2 separate regions of the Homo sapiens genome follow, and region 1 is linked to region 2. Evidence: read pairs that join two places in POLR2A ChIA-PET (ENCODE). Cell type or tissue: CD4-positive, alpha-beta T cell. All regions are shown on one strand.

What was found. Peaks named below come from ENCODE experiments on the same cell type or tissue, not always from the same donor. Only the 100,000 strongest peaks of a DNase experiment are listed, where the experiment ranks them.
Region 1: POLR2A ChIA-PET joins it to region 2 with 20 read pairs; 6 of 35 experiments call an interaction of 5 or more read pairs at or near these places.

What each region holds. Positions count from the first base shown.
Region 1 is chr7:150,711,846-150,719,845 of GRCh38, reverse strand. It overlaps GIMAP1-GIMAP5 (GIMAP1-GIMAP5 readthrough), which reads right to left and starts at 3,233. Exons shown (of 5, transcript NM_001303630.2): 1 at 3,156-3,233; 2 at 756-804. The coding sequence starts at 773. It overlaps GIMAP1 (GTPase, IMAP family member 1), which reads right to left and starts at 3,233. Exons shown (of 3, transcript NM_130759.4): 1 at 3,156-3,233; 2 at 756-804. The coding sequence starts at 798. In CD4-positive, alpha-beta T cell, no CTCF peak of the experiment used is centred here; DNase peaks (open chromatin) are centred at 3,295, 3,831 and 4,245; H3K4me3 peaks cover 4,941 bases; H3K27ac peaks cover 4,013 bases.
Region 2 is chr7:150,475,451-150,483,450 of GRCh38, reverse strand. It overlaps GIMAP8 (GTPase, IMAP family member 8), which reads right to left. Exons shown (of 5, transcript NM_175571.4): 5 at 4,058-6,359. The coding sequence ends at 5,671. Among named protein-coding and RNA genes, the nearest start is that of GIMAP8, 29 kb to the right of the region's middle. RefSeq lists a silencer at 3,672-3,906 and an enhancer at 5,357-6,556. In CD4-positive, alpha-beta T cell, no CTCF peak of the experiment used is centred here; DNase peaks (open chromatin) are centred at 1,680, 4,230, 5,950 and 6,536; H3K4me3 peaks cover 1,625 bases; H3K27ac peaks cover 7,608 bases.

The DNA.
Region 1 (8,000 bases), 240 kb before region 2:
TTTATCAGTCCAGCCCAATAGTTCATCTGACATTTCTGGTCATCCACACACATGCAGACATATTTATTTCATATTTGAAAATTTCGATGGACTCTGAAATATTCTCCCAGAGACCATCCCCAGAGACAGGCAGTGGGGGCAATACTGCCTGGTAGTGAAGAGCTGTGTGGAGTCCCAGATACCCTGGTTTGAATCACAGCCCCACCACGTGCTGGTTGTGTAACCTTGGGGAAGCTGCATAATCTAAGTATTAAGCCTCTTCGGCAAAAGTGGGAGCGATAATAGGGGCCTGTTTCTCAGAGGCCTGTTGAGGGGGTGAAATAAGCCCTCTTTCCTTCTTCTCTCTTTCTCTCCCTCTTTCTCTCCTTCCTCTCTTATCTCTCTCTTAAACTGGCTGCCTAAAAAGAATATATGTTTTAACCCTCTATCCTTGTTCTCTAAACATTCTACCTCACAAATCATGTTCACTGTAGTGCATGATTTAATCCCCTCTGCACTTCTTCTGCGGTGATCGGAGTAGGTTTATTATCCTTATTTTATACTGTGGAACCAAGGGAGCAGGCTAGTCACAGAACTTAACTTCTCACAGCAGAGATCCAGCTAAAATGCAGATCTCAGGGCTGGTGCTGTTTCATCCCAGAGTTGAGACACCTCTGGAACTTATCTCTGTTCAGTCTTGAGGAAGCCCCATTCTCCTTATTACCCTAAGTTCAAGCCTAGGGGGGCAAGTATGAGGTGTAGAGATATGGTCTTACCATAGACATTTTCTTCATCTGTCGCCATCTTCCTTCCTCCCATGCTTACCTGGAAGAGTCCCAAACACAATTTGTTAATTCATTTATTTATTCCTCAAATAGGCATAACCACAAATAGGCATAACCACCTACAGGGTGTCAGGCAAAGTCCAAAGAGCTGGTGACAGCACAGTGAAAAGACATGGTTTTTGCTTGCAAGGATCTAAAAATCTAGGTGTATGTCTTGGCAGAAGGGCACGTGGCTAGAGAGAAGACAGGTAAATTTCGTCAAATATAATACATTGTGCTAATCCTTCTTTAAGTAAGGATTATATCGGAACTTGAGAGAATGGCCTTGGAAGGGCCAACACCCTGCCCTTGAGTTGGTAGGATGCTGTGAGAACATTGGGTGAGGCTAGATTTGTCTTTTCAGGAACTCCAAAAGCAAAAAGCAGAGGGTCGGTTATAACATTTACTCAATGCCAATGGGCTTTAGGTATTACTTTTCCCTGGGTGATTCTATATCACTGACATAAGCTAGAGATATCAGGGGATTCAGCAGCTGGGGGAAGATTAGGTAAACCCTCAGAACCAGAAAATGTGCCCAGTGACTTAGGCACCCACCTTCAAGTGGCTGACCTGGGAAGAAAGAAGAAAATTGGGATTTTTCTTTTGGAAATTGAACAGATCTCCCAAGTAGATCTGGAGGGCCCCTAACTCTGTTTTCTTAAAATCAAATAATTTGGTTTGTTTAGAGATGTCTAAATACGATATCTGTGCTGGAGAGACTTGAACACTTCCCTTCAACTCCTGAAGTTGCTTCCCCTCCAAATGTGATTATGCTGAAATCTAACATTGTGTAATACAGCTAAACCCTCTGTGATCCAGTTTGCCTAATCACACAAGCTCCTGAACACAAATTCACTTCTCCCTGCATCTATGTCTCCAGCCTCATTCCCAGACAATACCCCACTCGGTCAGCTACTTCACAATCAGCAGATTTCAGGGCCTTTCCAACCCACTCGGCTTCCCCTCCTAGGACTATTGATCCTCCCCGACCATCTGTCTGTGCCTCACCATCCATGTCAAACTTGTTGTGTCTTGCACCCTGGTCACTTGGATACCTGTGTTCTCTCCCATTGGCACCACACATGAAGGAGGGGCAGAGAGAGAGGCTGGCTGAGTAACTTGTCTTTGATTGAAGGACTTGGAGAACAGATTTGCCTCATATTAAATCTAGAGCTGTTTCTGTTTCTGCAGGAACTCTACTGGCCCTCCCCAAAGCCTTCAATAAAATTCACTCCATGGGCCTTATGTGATTAATTATTTTGCATGTAGGAATGAACAGATGATCATAAATGACATCAAAGCAGAAATGAAGAAACAGTTGCAAGATTCAGAGAAAAGAATTTAGATGAAGCAAAATGTCCTTGTCAACCAAGAAAATGAGAATTTCTTTTTCCAGTGCTGCAGAATTCTGGATAGGCCTTTGGAATTTTCCATAGTTTAGAAGAGGGGTTGAAATGATTTTAAATAGTTTTTTTTTTTAAAGGAAAGTAAGACCCAGCTGAACTCTGAGGTGACAAATGGCCCTTAATCATTGAGGAATGTACACTTATAGAATCCTGTATTCCTAACACTTTAAGAGACCGCAAAGTTTATTGAGTTCTTCACCGCTCAAATGTGCTGCTTCTCAGAATTACTTGAATGTTCTTTAAAAATGTACATCTCTTGGATCCATCCTGAGATTCTGATTCATGAATTAAATGTTTCTGATGTCCACAGCTCAGAACTTGGACATCAGTCATTTTTGCAACCCCCTTTATTGTACAGATGGGAATTTGAGGTGTCCCCGTGGCTGGAGCAGGAGAAGCTTGAATTAAGGGAGCAGATGTTTAAGGGGCCATGCAGGGAAAGGGGTTGAAGACCAAGATATTAATCTCAGATGTCTCCTCAGGGGCCCCTTCTGTGGACAGTGAGGAGGAGAGTTCAAATGTACCCAGTCTTGTCACGTCGTAACTCACTCCGAGGTTAGATGGCTTATGGGGCCATAGAAATATCTTTTGCCTTTGCTCAATAGGGAGCTTGAGGAATGTTTAATGCCTTTCAAACTGTATTTTATTCCTGGAGGTGGTTCCAGCACACTCTTTTCTTACTTTGTTAAGGGAATGTGGGAGGAGACAGATTTCACTCCCCACCAAGAACGTGTGTGCTCCAGAGCTGGAGAAGATGATCCTAAAATTTCCTCTGAACTTTGCCTACTTAAAAACCTGGAAGTATGTCCTTGATTGTTCCAGATCTTGCTCGCCTGCATGATGCCTTGTAGAATGCAAGTGTTCAGGCAGTAAACACTCTAGGAATCATGTTCTTTCTGGTTCTCAGAGCACCCCCAGCCCCCGCCACTCCCAGGCTCAGGCTCACCTTTCCTGGTGACAGGCTCTGAAGTTGGCCACAAGAAGCCCCAACCTGCTGCTTTCCCTTCGGCTGTGAGTGCAGAAGGCTGTTTCCTCTCGGCACACGGAGGAAATCACTCAGACTTCAGAAATCAGGAAGCTCAGGGTGGGCCCCATGGTTATGGTTTAAAGAGACAGAAACATTTCCCATTGAGCTGTGGGTTGGCAATACTTCTCCTACCGACTCTACTTTCTGCTGTGACTGAGGTTATGTGTCTCCAGCAGGGCCTCATGATGTCAAATATCTTGCCATGCTCTAAGAAGGGAGGGATGTTGTAGTCTCTGAGGCCTGACTGTACTTCTAAAATTGATTACTGAGCTAATCTTCAGTTGCCTTTGCCCTATAGGGACATTTCCCCATATAAAATAGGCCCAGAGAGTCTCCTGCCCCGGAACAAATAACGTAATAGCTGTTCTCATCATCTGTCCATTAATTAGACATTCATGTGGCCAGTGCCAGCCCCAGATCCAGTCTGCCAGAAAAACCTGAAGGCAAAGTCTTATCATTCTCTGAGAGAGGAGGGCTTTCCCAGCTATTGAAGGACTTGAGGGTGAACTGGTATGTTGAGGATGAACACCTTCGCACTATCTTCAATTTAGCCTTATTAGGAGGCTTTAGTCTAGTCGTCTATGTTGGTATCACCAGTTCTAGTTATTCTATCTTCTCTCAAGAGCATCATGAGGTCAGCAAAAAAGCGAATCACTGGGTGGTAAGAAGGCTACAGAGGAGCAGGCTGCATATCTGGTTAGGTCATTAACCAGCTATAGGACCTCACCTAACTCATTTAAACTTTCTGGAGTTGGCTTTCTGGAGTATATGGGGAAGACAATAACCCGAGTCTTACCCTACTGGATAGGATCTGCTTTTTAACCTCTTTCATGCCAGACCACTTTTTTTCTGGTAGGGAAGAGACCCAGCTTTTACTGTTTCCCATCTTTTTGGGGGCACAGAGTCTCCTGGATATCTGACATGTCCACTGTTTCCATTCATCATTGCTGAAACAGGGAGCCTGTCATTCTCCCAGTAGACCGGCAGGGCTGGGGCTATTGTGAGGCAGGTGGGGCATCTAGAGCACACAGCTTAAGGAGGCACTCACTCTCAGGTCACCCAAGTGCAGATCTTGTAGGTGGGTGACCCTGGGAGTGAGTGTTTTCTTAAGAGTGAGGTGCCTAGGGCTTCTCACTAGCCTCATCCTAGCCCAAGCCACATAGATCAGCTTTGAATAAGTCTTTGATACTTGACGTGTACCTTTCATAAAGACGCTTTCAGAGCCTCTTCAACAGCTCCGGGCCATTTATTGTTTCCATGCATGTGTATGATGTCTTACTTCAGCCACTCATAACTCTCTGTCAGAGGGTTTATCTGACTACAAAAGTATATGTAGGTAATGCATGCAGCAGCCTGAAGTTGTCAGAGCTGATATCCTAGGAGCAGATTTCAATCAATGTCAGTTAGGACTTATGGATAAACACCACAACTTATCAAGTTGTCCACCACGTGAGACAACTCTGTGATGTACTGCATACAAATTGCTGAGTCCCCAGCAGGACTGAGACCCAGTTGTCTGCAGTGGGAACATCCTCATCACCGTATACAGTGGTAATGTGCTCATTAATGCAACTTGCATTGGCTACTATCCCTTCCCGTCCCACATTTCCACTTTCCTACTGGTGCTTTCTGGGATCTTCTTCCTATTGAAAAGTAACCGTTTCTGTCTTTATTTTCCTCTACATTTCTATTAGCTCTTGATTATGTCTCACTGTCTCTGGGCTTTGTTGCCTATTATTATTCATTGATACTTACTATCAGTTGTGGAAACCCAGGTGAAGCTCAGACCCTGACTACACTTGAGTCTCAGAATTATATCTAGAACTCCGGCTTCCTTTTGTACCCTGTATTAATGCTTCCTTCCTCTCTTTCCAGTCTTTGCATGTTCATTGTTTTCTTCCGTATCCTTATAAATGCAGTGAAGAAAATGTATTAGTCCGTCCTCACGCTGCTTTAAAGAAATACCCGAGATTGGGTAATTTATAAAGAAAAGAGATTTAATTGGCTCACGGTTCCACAGCCTGTACAGGGAGCATGATGCTGGCATCTCCTTGGCTTCTGGGGAGGCCTCAGGAAACTTACAATCATGGCAGAAGCCAGAGGGGAAGCACACACATCTCATGGCTGGAGTAGGAGCAAGAGAGAATGGGAAGGAGCTGCATACTTAAAAATTTTTATTTAATGTACTTTACATTCTGGGATACATGTGCAGAACATGCAGGTTTGTTACATAGGTATACATTTGCCATGGTGGTCTGCTGCACCCATCAACCTGTCATCTAGGTTTTAAGGTATTTGTCCCAATGCTCTCCCTCCACTTGCCTCCCCAACCCCCGACAGGCCCCCATGTGTGATGTTCCCCTCCCTGTGTCCATGTGTTCTCATTGTTCAACTCCCACTTATGAGTGAGAACATGCAGTGTTCGGTTTTCTGTTCCTGTGTTAGTTTCCTGAGAATGATGGTTTCCAGCTTCATCCATGTCCCTACAAAGGACATGAACTCATACTTTTTATGGCTGCATAGTATTCCATGGTATATATGGGCCACACTTTCTTTATCCAGTCTATCACTGATGGGCATTTGGGTTGGTTCCAAGTCTTTGCTATTGTGAACAGTGCTGTAATAAACATATATATGCATGTGTCTTTATAGCAGAATAATTTATAATCCTTTGGGTATATACCCAGTAATGGGATTGCTGGGTCAAATGGTATTTCTGGTTTTAGATCCTTGAGGAATTGCCACACTGTTTTCCACAATGGTTGAACTACTTTACACTCCCACCAACAGTGTAAAAGCATTCCTATTTCTCCACATCCTCTCCAGCATCTGTTTCCTGACTTTTTAATGATCGCCACTCTAACTGGTGTGAGACGGTATCTCATTGTGGTTTTGATTTGCATTTCTCTAATGACCAGTGATGATGAGGTTTTTTTTATATGTTTGTCACATAAATGTCTTCTTTTGAGAAGTGTCTGTTCATATCCTTCACCCAATTTTTGATAGGGTTGTTTGTTTTTTTTCTTGTAAATTTGTTTAAGTTCTTTGTAGATTCTGGATATTAGACTTTGTCACATGGATAGATTGCAAAAATTTTCTCCCATTCTGTAGGTTGTCTGTTCACTCTGATAATAGTTTCTTTTGCTGTGCAGAAGCTCTTTAGTTTAATTAGATCCCATTTGTCAGTTTTGGCTTTTCTTGCAATTGCTTTTGGTGTTTTAGTCATGAAGTCTTTACCATGCCTATGTCTTGAAGGGTATTGCCTAGGTTTTCTTCTACGGTTTTTATGGCTTTAGGTTTGACATTTAAGTCTTTAATACATCTTGAGTTATTTTTTGTATAAGGCGTAAGGTGTGAGGAAGGGGTCCAGTTTCAGTTTTCTGCATATGGCTAGCCAGTTTTCCCAGCGCCACTTGTTAAATAGGGAATCCTTTCCCCATTGCTTGTTTTGGTCAGATTTGTTGGAGATCAGATGGTTGTATATGTGTAGTGTTATTTCTGAGGCCTCTGTTTTGTTCCATTGGTCTATATATCTGTTTTGGTACCAGTACCATGCTGTTTTGGTTACTGTAGCCTTGTAGTATAGTTTGAAGTCAGGTAGTGTGATGCCACCAGCTTTGATCTTGATCTTTTTGCTTAGGATTGTCTTGGCTATACAGTCTCTTCTTTGGTTCTATATGAAATTTAAAGTAGTTTTTTCTTGTTCTGTGAAGAAAGTCAATGGTAGCTTGATGGGAATAGCATTGAATCTATGAATTACTTTGGGCAGTATGGCCATTTTCACAATGTTGATTCTTCCTATCCATGAGCATGGAATGTTTTTCCATTTGTTTATGTCCTCTCTTATTTCCTTGAGCAGTGGTTTATAGTTCTCCTTGAAGAGGTTGTTCACATCCCTTGTAAGCTGTATTCCTAGGTATTTAATATACTTTGTAGCAATTGTGAATGGGAATTCACTCATGATTTGGCTCTCTGTTTGTCTGTTATTGGTGTATAGGAATGCTTGTGATTTTTGCACATTGATTTTGTATCCTGAGACTTTGCTGAAGTTACTCATGAGCTTAAGGAGTTTTAGGGCTGAGACAATGGGGTTTTCTAAATATACAATCATGTCACCTGCAAACAGAGACAATTTGACTTCCTCACTTCCTATTTGTATATCCTTTGTTTCTTTCTCTTGCCTGATTGCCTTGGCCAGAACTTCCAATACTATGTTGAATAGGAGTGGTGAGAGAGGGCATCTTTGTCTTGTGCCAGTTTTCAAAGGGAGTGCTTCCAGCTTTTGCACAGTCAGTATGATATTGGCTATAGGTTTGTCATAAATAGCTCATTATTATTATTATTTTGTTTATTGTTATTATACTTTAAGTTTTAGGGTACATGTGCACAATGTGCAGGTTAGTTACATATGTATACATGTGCCATGCTGGTGCGCTGCACCCACTAACTCGTCATCTAGCATTAGGTATATCTCCCAACGCTATCTCTCCCCACTCCCCCCACCCCACAACAGTCCCCAGAGTGTGATGTTCCCCTTACTGTGTCCATGTGTTCTCATTGTTCAATTCCCACCTATGAGTGAGAATATGCGGTGTTTGGTTTTTTGTTCTTGCGATAGTTTACTGAGAATGATGATTTCCAATTTCATCCATGTCCCTACAAAGGACATGAACTCATCATTTTTTATGGCTGCATAGTATTCCATGGTGTATATGTGCCACATTTTCTTAATCCAGTCTATTGTTGTTGGACATTTGGGTTGGT
Region 2 (8,000 bases):
AAACAGTGGGGAGGATCTCAGGATTTTTCTTTCTTTTAAATTAGTACTATATTTATTCTTTTTCATTACCTTGTTCCTTTTTTAATTTTTATTTCAATGGTTTTTGGGGTACAGGTGGTTTTTGGTTACATGGATAAGTTATCTAGTGGTGATCTCTGAGATTTTAGTGCACCCGTCACCCAAGCAGAGTACACTGGACCCAGTGTCGTCTTTTATCCCTCATCCCCCTCCCAATCTGCCCCCCTCCCAGTTCCTCAGTCCATTATATCATTCTCGTGCCTTTGCGTCCTCATAGCTTAGCTCCCACTAAGAAATGAGAAAATACACTATTTGGTTTTCCATTCCTGAATTGCAAGTGGGATCTCCCAGGGCACCACTGGACAGGTCAAATAATGACATTTTTCTAGAAATGGGACTTTTAAGGGGCTCTAACTCCATTCAGCTCCCTTCAGTGGCTTCCAGGCTGCTAGTTTTCATAGTGATTTTAGTTTTTTGGTTTTCAAGGTTACCACAGAGTTGGGGGTAATGAGAAAGGGGCAAGTTGAAACATGACAGAACTCACTATTCTTACTATTTTTCTTGAATGAACACTCTCAATATTGCTTCAAGCGTTGGGTTGATACCCAGAGTTCTGAAAAAAAAAAAAAAAAAAAGAGTTGATTCTGACTATTTTTTGACAGTGTTCTCTATCTTTGTGGAGATTTTTGGAGGACATTATTCTGCTATTCCCACTGACATCATCTCACAATTATATTTGTCTTATAAATATATAGCATTATGGTTGCAGTGTGAAAGGTAATTTGAGAGAAGCAAGCCTCGAAACAGGTTCAATCCAAAGAAACAGTTGCAACAATCCAGTCCAGAAACGATGGTGACCATAACTCGAGTAGAGATAAGGAAAAAAAAAAGTGGATGCTCCAGAGAGACATGAAGCCTTTATAATACACAACTCTTTTGTTATTTGTTGGAAGAAAGAGTCAAGGCTTCTGTCATGGACAACTAGACAGATTATGGCACCATTTGCAAAATAGGAAACCCAGGAAGGAAGGGATGAACAGCCAGTGGAGCCAAAAGTGGTGCCCGTGAGAACCTCATTACCCAGTGAAAACACAAATAGAAGAAAGACCAAAGGTGTTTAGCGCATGCTCCAATACCCAGTAGGCCTTGCAGTGTTGACTTGAAGCTGTGGTGGCCAACAGGATTGAAAGGCATGCTTTGTAGTTAACAGTGCCTAGTAAGCAGCACCCAGTGGAGAAGGATTTGGATCAGGACAAAAGTAAAACCAAGATAAACACCACGTGACAAGTGACAGAAATTTTCGGTAGCTAATGTAACTCATCCATTGGGAAACCTCAGAAATAAATTGAGGGAAACAGGAACTTGCTGGCAGCCCATAGTGCTGCAAGAGCAGGTGGGTTGCAAGCTAGGAAAACATTCATAATTATTGTCGACATGATGTCATTTTAAACTTCAGGTTACTGATGATTTTTGAAGGACAAATTACAAGTATATTCCCAGAGGGTCTTTTAGGCATGACACCTTGGCCCTGGCTTGACCCCTTTTAGTCTAGCCTACACGCTGCCCTATAATCTGTGGGTCAGGAAACGCAAGCCCGCCACACTACCACCCACCAACATACATGAGGACGATGTGAAGTGAAGAGCAATAAACAGGAAGTTTGTAGCTGAAGAGGAAAATGTATCATGCTGATCATGCTGTTCACAACTAGATTTTACACCAGTCTGTTGAGCACATCCTGTGTGTATTCACAGAAATACAGAGGTGCAAGAGTGAAGGCCACGGAGGTTTCTCATGAACATCAAGCTGCCTCTCATGGGAGAACGGGAGGTGGGCCTGCCGATGCCTTCATCTGCTAGGGAGGATGATAGTGTGCTAGTGGTAGAGGCTGGACCAGTGGGCCCATGGAACAAGCTAATGTAAGGATGAGCTAGGAAGGAGAGGGTTTTTACTGAAAAGGTGGATGCTTCATTTGAGGGAGGAGGAGAAGAGGCTCATAGCCAAGTGGCCTGGGGATTCTTCTAGGGAAGTGAGCTTGCTGGCAGGCTTCACAGATCATGTCAGCAACTTAGCTGACTCCCTTGCAGAAATTTAGCCAAATTTTATGGGACTTTCTGTCGTCATGGAATCACGAAACTATTTTTTTTTTTTTTACTCTTTATGCTAAGTTCATCACAAAAGCCTTGTTCTTCAGTAAATCTTGCTCAGTGCAGGAAAAGAGAGAAATGAAGTGAAAAGGATTGCTCTGAGGAAGGAGAGGAGGCTGGGGGTGCTGGATGACCCTTTGTGAAAAATAAGCATGTTCTTAGTGCATCAGCAAAACAGAGGCACTGTAAATAGGCAAAAAACATTTCCTTAGAAGTTACCTCTCCCACTCTCTAACCAAAAGAGGTCTGGATCATCTGTACATCCTGCAGTCTATCACATTGGTCCACTGTATCAGGGTCTCTCAGCCTTGGGACTATTGACATTTTGGTCCAGATAACTCTGTTGTGGGGGACTGTCGTGTGCATCTTAGGATGTTCAGTAGCATCCCTGGATTCTATTTACCACATACCAGTAGCACCCACTCCCTGTTGTGGCAACTAAAAAATTCTCCAGGAGGCTGGGTGTGGTGGCTCACGCCTGTAATCCCAGCACTTTGAGGGGCCAAGGCGGGCAGATCACGAGGTCAGGAGATCAAGACCATCCTGGCTAACACAGTGAAACCCCATCTCTACTAAAAGTAATTTTTAAAAAAAATTAGCCGGGCGTGGTGGTGGGCGCCTGTTGTCCCAGCTACTCGGCAGCCCGAGGCAGGAGAATAGCATGAACCTGGGAGGCGGAGCTTGCTGTGACCCCAGATCACACCACTGCGCTCCAGCCTGGGTGACTGAGGAAGACTCCGTCTCCAAAAAAAGAAAAAGAAAATTTCTCCAGGAATTGCCAAATGTCTTCTACAGGGCAAAATTGTTTCCAGTTGAGAACTAGCACATTACCTCAATGATGTCACATTGGAGAGGCAGGACAAGCAATAGGTGGCCAGCATGATAGTGGCCTTGGTAAGACACATATGTTTGAGAGAGTAGAATATCAGTTCTGGACTTCCAGCTCAAGGAGGGTCTTCAGTGAGACATGGAGGATGTCCGCCAATTATGGCAGTGAGGAAGGGATGCCACTCTTGAAGGCTTTCACTTCAAGAAGAAACTTGCCATTCAGCTCCAGCTGCAACACTGTCAGGTCCCATCTGAGCTTCTGAGCTGAAGCCATGCTTTCTCCAGCCAGTCCCCAGCCTAAAGCGGAGCACAGCAGAGCTCCTAGTGTCTGTCCAATGCAGGACTTGGCTATTAATCTGTCTTTGCCCCAGAATTCCCTATTGAGTTGGCCTGGGCTTTGCCAGGCTCTTCCTGCCCAACTCAGCTCCTCCCCACTTTTCTCTTGCAAGTGTCCAGTCTAAATGACAGTCTGAAGGCTTTCCCTGCCCAATTTGGCTTCTTCCCTCTTTTGTCTTTCATGAGCTTTCCCCATAAACCTCTTGTGCTCCTAACTCTTTCTCGGCATGTATTTCTCAGAGAAACTGACACAGCAGTATTGTTGCCCCGTTCAGACTTGGACCTGAAGGAAAACAGCAAGGTATGTTAGAGCCAACCTGTGAGAGGATGCCACATTGCTTAGCCCACACATCACCCACCTTGTGCAGCTCCCAGTGTCACCTGCTCAGCCATAGGTAGCACACTGGGATTTGTTTCTGCCTTCAGGCAGAAGGGAAGCTCAGGGAAGAAGCACAAAATGCCTTTCAGACCTTATTCCTCCCATGTTTCTGGTTCTAATACTGGTTACATTTATTTGTCCTTGCTATACTTAGATGTCCAGAGTGAAAGATAACTGAGCTGTCAGGGACCTGCCACACAAATGGCTGTCACCCAGTCTAAATGAAGGTCCTCAGGCACCAAAGATACAAAAACCTCGCCTGAGTCAAGGTATCTAAACATCTCAATTGTCTCTTCATGAAGGTATGCTGCTTCCCTAAATCACAAAAATAGAAATCAGAAAGAGAATGTGAATTCATAATGATTCATCTTTATTATTTGATTCAACTAAATATATTTACACACTTTTTTTTACTTTCCAATTTTTATTTCAGGTTCAAGGGGTACATGCACAGGTTTGTTACATGAGTAAGTTGTGTGTCACAGGGGTGTGGTGTACAGGTAATTTTGTCACCCAGGAAACCAGCATAACACGCAATAGGCAGCTTTTCAATCTTCACCCTCCTGCCACCCTCCACCCTCAAGTATACCCTGGTGTCTATTGTTCCCTTCTTTGTGTCTACGGCACACACATTTTCTAGAAGTTATTGTGTTAAGGGTTATATGGAATCCAAAAGTATTAATGGCAACAGTCCATGTCCTTTTAAATGGATTAATGTTGACGGTAACCTGATATTGTCTAGGGGAAAAAAACAGATGACAAAGATTATGCTCTCAAAGCATGTACAAAGTGCTCAACATTTTACCCTGTATCTATCTTATCCTGTATCTACCCAGAAGAAGGTTCCAGATTTCTCTCTCACATATCACCCACCTCTCAAAATAATCTGCTCAGCTATGGAAAGAACACCACTGTCTTGAAACCAAGAAGCAAATTCGAGTGTAGAAGCCACATCCCAGTGCAGGTGGGACAGAAAGATAGAACAAAACTGGGATGTTGACGCCCACCAGCCCCAGCCTGCTTATTCCTCGGCTTCCTGACAGGAGATACAGGAAGCCCCTGATGTTTTTAAACCATTATTATTGGAGTTCTCTGAGTTTTAACCTGTTTCCTAACCTCAAGGGAAAGAGAAGGAGAAAGAGAAACGCAATGGAGATTCTAATAACCTTCTCTAGAGGAAATCTAGAACAACACTTAGAATTACAGAACTTTGCAAGATTCTCTGATTTTGGCAATCTTACTATGCTTCTAATTTCTGTTCTAGTCTATGTCACTGTGATAATTAGCAATAAAATCATTCAGAACCTCCAAGACTCATGTCTGTTTCCTCAGGGACAGCCAGCAATGGAAGACTATGTCCCACTTCACATCTAGGCGTGGAACGTGAAGAGCCGTAAGGAATGGCTAACGTGTGAAGAAAAGAACACTCTAGCCCTAAGTCGCATCCCAAAGGAGACAGGAGAGCTCAGGGAGCCAACGGCCCTGGACAACAGGGAGGCCCTCTGGAGTCTGCTTCCTGCTTCCGCCATGCCCAGGAGTGTGCTGAACGCTGCCCTGGTCTCATGTATCTGGATCCCCTGGGTTGTTGTACGACTATCTATATTCTCATCCCAGGTGGCCTCAGCCTTGATCACAGTGTCTATCCTGATTCCAACCTACCTACACAAGTGAGGTGATTCTTGTGACTTGATTCTACCACTTATTATCAGCCTAATGTCTGAAATCTTTTTCCAGATTTCCCCACCTTGTATCTTCTTTCTCCTTTATAATACCCTACTATTCGCCCCCACCTGCAATTTATTTATCTACAAATAGCTGATACATCACAAGGCGGGATGCATTTGCCTCTCAGGCCCTCAAAGCCATGAACCCGCTTCCCTTCCCACAGGTTGTACCATGCCCCGCCCCTCCCCCCAACCTGAGGGTGTCTCTAATTGAAGAGACCCCAGGCACTTCGGCTACCTATTGTAAAATACCTATTAAATTTTTAAGGAGTTTTTCGGCTTGGGACATTTCCTGGACATTTTTAATTAGTTTGCTGACGTTCTCCTGTGTATGGGGATACCCGGACCACCCACTTTCTTTTCTCAGATCATTGACCTTTGTTAAAAGAGCTTTCACCTGGGTTTCCTGGGCCTGGCCTGTTTCTTTGTTGTTAAAAGCACAAACTCGCCGCCCACACTTTTTAAAAATGCGCCGAAGGGCTTTGTTATCTGAGTTCTTCATGAAGTCTTCCAAATTCCCCGCCCCTAGGTCTTCCTTCCGGGTGAACAGCATAATCGCGTATTTCGTAAAGTCTGCTCCAAAGATGGCCTCCAGTTTCGCCACAGCTGTTTTGTCCTCTTCAGTGAATCGTCCCAGCTGGAACACCAGGACAAAAAATGTGTCCCCTTTTTCACAGCAGGACAAACAGCGCTTGACCTCCTCTTCTAACCGGGATGGGTCCTTTTCGACATCCAGCATCTGGTTGAAGGAAGGAGTGTCCACAACCACCACCTCCTGTCCGTCCCATGTCCTCCTGCCACTCTGGCTGGTCTTGGTGACTGGCTGGGCCCGGAGCCGAGAGGTGAAGACGAGGCTCCCCAGGATAGAGTTCCCGGTCGCACTCTTCCCAGTCCCGCTTCTCCCCACAAGGACAATGTTCAGGGTTTCTGTCAAAGGAAAGTGGGAAAGATTCGTGACCATGGGCTGATCTGAAATTGGATTTTAAAGTTATCCCATGAAGCAAGATTACATCACTAAAGTAAACAGCATGTTCAAACAGCATCAAGACCTCCTTCTCACCCAAGCAGGGGGATCTCCAAACACGGGAATGACTTGGCCCAGTTCACTCAGTCTGTGGACTCATGGCAGGACTTGGACTACATACAGTCTCCGTCCAGGGTTCATCCACCAATGTGGCACTGTTCCTATCACTGAATCGGCTCTGCTCCCTTTTTGCAGCACCTTCCAGACAGACTCCCTGGCACCTGTGAGTGTCCCCTGGCCTTCTTACTCTCTGCTCCCCTCAGCTGGGTTCCGTCTACACATCTCATCCCTTTGTCTTCTGTTCCTGTTACAACTACATCTTCTCACTCCCAACTACTGCTAACTATAGCAACATCTCCTTACAGTATTTAAAGAATTATTCTGTAAAATTGACTTTCATGAAAAAGAAACTCTACATATCACTGATAGATTACCAGTTTCCTTAGTTAGGACATGTAAAAATTCATTTCTCATTAAAACCACATTGAACTTAATTGCCTTTCACTGATGAGTCAGAAGAAACCGCATGGTTATAATAATGAATATCCACTAACACTGTTGGGTGTGTGGTGTCCATGATGGAGAAAGAGAATGAATTTCCCTATAAATGGAATTTACAGACACATAGAGACCTTACAATATGCGTTCTTTGGAGATCGTTCTTATGCTTTTGCACTTGCACTGTGACAGTCCAGTGCTCATTCAAGTCTCTTCGTAGTTCTCTTCCATTATGAATTTCATATCAAATAGCTAATATCTACTTCAATGCAAAGGAGGAAGAAAGCACATCCCATGCTCTTCCTTCAAGGGGAAATTATTAACCTGTTTATGCTGAAACTTCAACTTCATAGTTATGCCCAGCAGATGAACAATAGCTTAATCTTCCAACACTCCCATATTTGTCATATATTTCAGTCCCTACTTCTGTACCTACAGAGGGTGTGTTTCTCATGTACCTCTGAAATCCGGCCCCACTCCCCATCCCATATTCTCTAATTCAGTGTTCTTAATGTTCAACGCCTTAATCTTCAATGTTCTTGGAAGATGTCCTTTAGAGCTGTGAACCCCCATCTCCACCAAGATTATTCTTTTTTGTCCCCTAACAAGTGACATGCTTAGTCCTACCTCTTTGCTTCAAATTGCTGGTGTACTCTCTGGAATATCTTCCAGCTTTCTGCTCAGCCATTTAATCCCTACCCATTCTCTAAAACCTGTTTCAAATTGGGCTTTCTACACAAAGCCTCTCCTGACTTTCCCATGTATCTATACTTCTAAAGGAGGGTTCAATAAGAAAATATGCTCCTTTGGGTTTTATCTTCTTCCTGGGTGAGGATGTTTGAAGCAGAAAAAAAAACGGGATGAGTAAGAATGGGAAGGACCTCAGCATAGGTCAACTGAACGTGTAGCACTAAGTGGATGAGGAGCCCTTCTTAAGTAGTAAAGAGAGCAGTGTGCCAAGCTCTGGGCAACAGTACACTGTGGGGAAACAAAGGGTTGGAAAGCATCAGCTCCTTTCTTCAAGACACTCACACTATCCAGTTGAA